Regions from separate parts of the Homo sapiens genome. Here region 1 is linked to region 2. Evidence: read pairs that join two places in POLR2A ChIA-PET (ENCODE). Cell type or tissue: Caco-2. All regions are shown on one strand. Each heading gives the region's core, and the rest is flanking DNA. Links, peaks and the distances in the headings are about the cores only. Region 1 overlaps ARRDC3 (arrestin domain containing 3). Region 2 overlaps LOC107986432 (a long non-coding RNA gene).

Evidence for each region. ChIA-PET counts read pairs that join two places held together with the same protein. Peaks named below come from ENCODE experiments on the same cell type or tissue, not always from the same donor. Only the 100,000 strongest peaks of a DNase experiment are listed, where the experiment ranks them.
Region 1: POLR2A ChIA-PET joins it to region 2 with 5 read pairs; 15 of 35 experiments call an interaction of 5 or more read pairs at or near these places.

Annotation. Positions count from the first base shown.
Region 1 is chr5:91,369,704-91,372,550 of GRCh38, reverse strand. It overlaps ARRDC3 (arrestin domain containing 3), which reads left to right. Exons shown (of 8, transcript NM_020801.4): 8 at 1,095-2,847. The coding sequence ends at 1,151. Among named protein-coding and RNA genes, the nearest start is that of ARRDC3-AS1, 9.2 kb to the left of the region's middle. In Caco-2, for the core only: no CTCF peak of the experiment used is centred there; no DNase peak of the experiment used is centred there.
Region 2 is chr5:91,186,539-91,189,463 of GRCh38, reverse strand. The region is part of intron 6 of LOC107986432 (a long non-coding RNA gene); the gene reads left to right. Among named protein-coding and RNA genes, the nearest start is that of LUCAT1, 130 kb to the left of the region's middle. In Caco-2, for the core only: no CTCF peak of the experiment used is centred there; a DNase peak (open chromatin) is centred at 1,663.

The DNA.
Region 1 (2,847 bases), core at 348-2,847, 180 kb before region 2:
AGATTTTGTCATTACATTTTTACTTGGACATTTCTGTCTTGCTTATTAAGTCAGTCATTTCTGGCTTGATTTGAGGCTTCCTGGCTGTCCAAGGAGGCATTTTAAAAAGAATGACAATCTAAGTATAGTTCACTTTTAAGCAATTTGTGGGAAAATTCTGCCTCCTTTTAAAAAGCACTAAAGATAATTTACAACTTTTAAAACCCTAAAATATGTTCAGGGTGTGATTTAACTAAAAGTTATTTGGCTTTTTTCCTTCAAAAATGTGTTTTACCTAAAGCTTCTGAGGCAATTTGGGTTGTTCCACATTTAGATGCAAGTGGATGGGGTCTCGTCCAAAAGCTCTTTCAGTAAAAAATATATTAAACCCAACAATTTGCTTTTCTATGACCATTCTCTTTGTACTTGAGAAGCAACTTTTCATTAAAAATATGTGCATATAAAAGTCACTCTGAAGATAAAGAAGGTGGGAGGAAACCTCTTGAGTGTTTTGGGTTCAGCAGTTTTATTTCCTGATACACTGCGTTTTTGGCCCTCTGTGGGATTTTACACCCATGAGTTATTACCTCACATAAGCACATTGTTCATGTGAGTAAACAAATTGTTTGCACATTGTATAAACAAAGAGCATTGTTTATACGATTTCATTTTTCCAAAGTCAGAGGAAGCGATGAGTTAACTTTTTTGTAGAAGGATGAAAGGGGTGCTTTACAAAAGAAGATGATTGCTATGAAGATATTCTACGTTGTGTATTTAGGTCTTAATTAAGTACTACTAAAGTACTGAGTAAAAGTCTTCATTCACTGATAAAATTTTACTGTTAATTTTTGTGAAATAGGGGACTATTCAGACATGCCTTTATAAAGCTTGTTAATCTAGTAATTAAATATCAGGTACTGTAGGTACCAACACCCTTTCCTCCCCACATAGCATTTCACGTATGAAAAGAGAATAATTGGATATAATATGCTAACAAGCTGTGTTTGCTCTCTGATTACATTTCTTGACTAGTATTCAGAATTGTAGTCATTTGCTACATTCTTCCTAGACCTCATGAAATAACTCTGTAAACTTTTTTTCTCATTTCTTTCTAGATTGATCCAAATCCTGATCAGTCAGCAGATGATAGACCATCCTGCCCCTCTCGTTGAAGGAACACTTGGTTGAATCAAGTTGATGTGGGTTCCGAACTGTATCTCTTCCGGCTGAGGACAGAGAAGTATCTTGGAGACACGTTTCAGAGGAAGTGGAATTACTTTTGCCCAGAAAAATGGCGAATACATGAAACAACCAGTGATCATGCTTTAGAAGCCTACAGCAACATTCTGAGACTGCTCCAACATGCTTGAAGATCTAAGCTTTTCTCTTTTAAAACTGGCACATACTCAGAGCAGTCTTCTTAGCCTATGGTCGTACGTGTCAAGACATCACGTTGTAAAGAGGGATGATTTCCTTCTTTTGATTTGAAAATTTGCACATGCTCAATGCTTACATTGTGCGGTTCGACGTCACTACAGCTTCTTTTTTTTTTTTTTTTTTTTTCTATTTTTGCCAGACTCTTGATACTCTTAAAACTTGTTTGTGGTCAGCACAACAAGGAACAAAACAAAGCTTTGAAAAAACTTTAACATGAAAAAACGCACTGACATTTTTTTTTATTTAATATAGCCTGGACTTTACCTGCGTATGCACATGCTCAGAATTGTCTACTAGGCTGACTATGTATCACCTCTTCAGCTTGGATCCAATTGTGGATTTATTTACAAACATCAAATGCCTTCAAGCCAATCCTTTTTGCTGTATGTTTTGCAGCCTACTGTAGTAGATACGCAACAGATAATGTGGGAAAAAAAGAGATAAGAGGAGGAAGCTAATAAGAGACTGTCAAGATTGTATACCTTCTTGGTTTCTTTTAAGAATTTGTTGCCTTTCTACTATTACAGCAAAGCAGCATTTTGTTACTGACTGCCTAAAATCACTTAATCTCAGGTGAACGCATCACTTGCCAAACTGTTGGAATGCTATTTGTGTTTTGTTGCACTGTTTTTTTCGTTTGTTTGTTTGTTTATTTGGTTGGCTTTTTGGAGAGGGAAATTTGGAAACGGGACATACACAAAAGTTACACACCCACATTCCCTTTTTATCATGACATACAAGAAGAAACTAGCAGAGCTAAGAATGGAGTGAAGAAAGGCAGTATGGCAGGCACCAGCAAAGAGTTGAGGGCTGTTGCTCTTAAAAATTATTTTTTTTATTATTATTTTGAAAGTATGGAAGTTTTCCATTCACTGGGGAAAGGAGGGAAAAGTGCATTTATTTTTATACAGAGTTACTTAATTACCTCCAAAACACATATGTTGGAAATCGCTTTTGCTGGTGCAAAGTATATTAATGAGCAGGAATACATACATTGAGGTTATGAATAGAGAGCTCAATTTGTACCTTTGCTGTCTTGCTCAAGCTTGGTATGGCATGAAAACTCGACTTTATTCCAAAAGTAACTTCAAAATTTAAAATACTAGAACGTTTGCTGCGATAAATCTTTTGGATTTTTGTGTTTTTCTAATGAGAATACTGTTTTTCATTACCTAAAGAACAATTTGCTAAACATGAGAAATCACTCACTTTGATTATGTATAGATTACATAGGAAGAACAATCACATCAGTAAGTTATAGTTTATATTAAAGGTAATTTTCTGTTGGCTCATAACAAATATACCAGCATTCATGATAGCATTTCAGCATTTTCCAAGGTACCAAGTGTACTTATTTTGTTGTTGTTGTTGTTGTTGTATTTTAGAAGGAATTCAGCTCTGATGTTTTTAAAGAAAACCAGCATCTCTGAT
Region 2 (2,925 bases), core at 263-2,762:
GACATGTTAACTTGATTTGGAAAACAGCTGGTTACTACTCCTGAATATCTTTGGAAAAAAGTTGGGTTTATGAAAGCAGATTCTTAGCCTGAGCATAGGTAGATGAAGACCAGCTTTTTAGGGCCACCGTAGCACTTTTCTAATGAGAGCTTTGAAAATTGTATAAACATGACCAAGCCCTATTATTAATCCTCACACTTACCTAGTGGGTTGGTCACCTGTCGTTGAAGACGATGTATTCCGATGGAAATGAATCTGTCAGAAGGAAAAGAACATGTTGCTCTCATTTTGCAACTCAATTATAACTTCCAGTCAATAAACTAGATAAATTAATGTATATCTGGAAGGAATTAAAATGCCTTCAAACAATGTAAAGTTCACCTGTCAAGATTCATTTAGCAGAAAGAAATCTCTGTTCCTGCAACTAGTGCCTTAAAAGCTGAAGGATAAGTCAATATTCACACAAATACAAAGACTCATGCAGTGTATAAGATATGTTTGCCCAGTGAATCATAAAATATGGCCTAACAGAGATTTCCAAATAAACTGAAGGTCTAAAGTTGCTGCCCACTTCTCTGGGTTAGCTGTAGTTCATGAAAGAGATTATACCCAACCCCTGTATAGGTGCTTAGTAGAAATATCTTGAGATCACATCAATGTGTTTTAAGGGTCGCTTTAAAAAAAAAAAAAAAAAAAAAACCCAAAACACCTAAATCCAAAGGAACTAGAGACCAATGATTTTCCATTTAGAAAGTTGTTTTTTTTTTTTAATAAAGGGTAAGTTTTGAGTAATGCTATGAACAAAAGAACCTACATGGTTTAATGGAAAAGTAGGAAAAGAGAATTTCAGGTGGAGATTTTTTTATTCTTAAAACTTACATATTATCCATTCATAGATCTATTCGTTTGTTTATTCATTCCTTCTCTCCACATTTCTTCACACTCTGAGCTCTCCTTGCCTAAGGGATTGAAAATCATCATTAGTGATGAATATTCTGATGTATAACTATTGATTATCAAGGAAACAGAAAAGATTTGGCTATTCACAAGGTGTGTGACCTTGAACAAATTAAGTTTTCAGGAGTCTGTTCTTTTCATTTCTGCAACAAAATTATACTTTTTTTTTTTTAATGATTCTTGTGAGGAGACATCCTATACATTCCACCAATGTGATTTCCTCTCAGTGAAGTGGAACATAATGGAGAAACAGCTAACGTTTAATTGGGTGTTTCATTTTGCTTTGTGAATAAGATTAATACACCAACTTTCTTTGTTCATTCTAGATTTTTCTAAAATTTCAAATACCCAGAAAGAAGTTATTCCCTCACTCAACAGTCTCACTTTTTTTTTTTTTTTTTTTTTTGAGATTGAATCTTGCTCCGTCATCCAGGTTGGAGTGCAGTGGTGCAATCTCGGCTCACTGCAACCTCCACCTCTAGGGTTCAAGCAATTCTCCTGCCTCAGCCTCCGAGTAGCTGGGACTACAGGCATGCACCACCACATCAGGCTAATTTTTGTAGGTTTTTGGGGTTTTTTTTTGTTTTTTGTTTTTTTAGTAGAGACAGGGTTTCACCTTGTTGGTCAGGCTGGTCTTGAACTCCTGACCTCAGGTGATCCACCCATCTCAGCCTCCCAAAGTGCTGGGATTACAGGCGTGAGCCACTGTGCCTGGCAACAGTCTCACTTTTTTCAGTGTTTTTTTACCAGCCACATTACTCCTATTAATCAAGCTAAATATGTCTTTGTTCTCTTTACAACCTGACAACTTCAAAGAATTTCACGATCCTACTATCTCTTCCTTTGCAGCACCACCCTTGCCTTTTCTTTCCCCTTGCTTCATCCTCTTATGTCTGAATTATGCAATAATCTGTTACATAGTTTTCCTGCTTTCAGTATCTCCTTCTAGTCAATCTAGTCCTGACCGTGTAGCAGATAATTAGACAAGCTTTAGAACTTTACTGCATGGGTTTGACTGTTAGCTCTACCTCTTTATAGTGATATGAACTTGGCAAGTTATTTCAACAGAAATAGCTCCCATTTCTTTGTCTGGAAAATGGAGATAATAAAAGTATCTATTTCACATATGGTTCTTTCGAAGATTCAATGATGGAGTAGATATAAAATTGTATCCAGTAAAAGCAAGCATGATATAAAATGTTAGCTGTTATTGTCTTACTCACTGATGAGTTAATCTTACTAAGGCATATTGTATCATGTCATTACCCACTCAAAAATCCAGAATGACTTTCCAATGCCAACAAGTTAGAGCGGAATGTTCATAAATGGCTGATGACTTTATTAAAGAACAGGTATTCCAGAAATTCCTTAGTGCCCTTACCTTAAGCAACCATGTACACTAGAGCAGAAAGGGAAGCTAATATTCGCACCCAAATACAGGGGAAAAATAGATAAATCAAGAAGACCTTATAATTCAGACTGGAGGATCACATGCTAGACATCCTCTCCATTTCTTGTGAATGTGGTGTCATCTTCGCCCCCAGGGGACCATTGCTTAAACCTCTGAATTTCCCAGTTCTAAGCCCCCTTGTTCCTTCCCCCATCACAACCTTGTATATGGTCATTTTTTTTGTACTTCTCCTACTTCCAAAGAATTTCAGACATTTTACAAATACATGTATAGCAGGAGAAAAATAAAAATATAACACGATGTTAAATATAATTAAATTTAAAACTGGAGCAAAATGAGCCCTCTTAAAATCTGGTGTGTTCAAACCAATTTGTCCCGTGTGTGTTTGAATTAGACCCATAAAATTCATCCATCATCTATCTATGAAATTGGGGACAACAAGGTCCTTCTTCCTCACCCATTCCAAGGTCGATACCTAACATCCTGTAACAAAAGTCAAGTTAAAAAGAGAAAAGCATAACACATTTATTTAAAGGATTAATAGCAAATGAGTATGC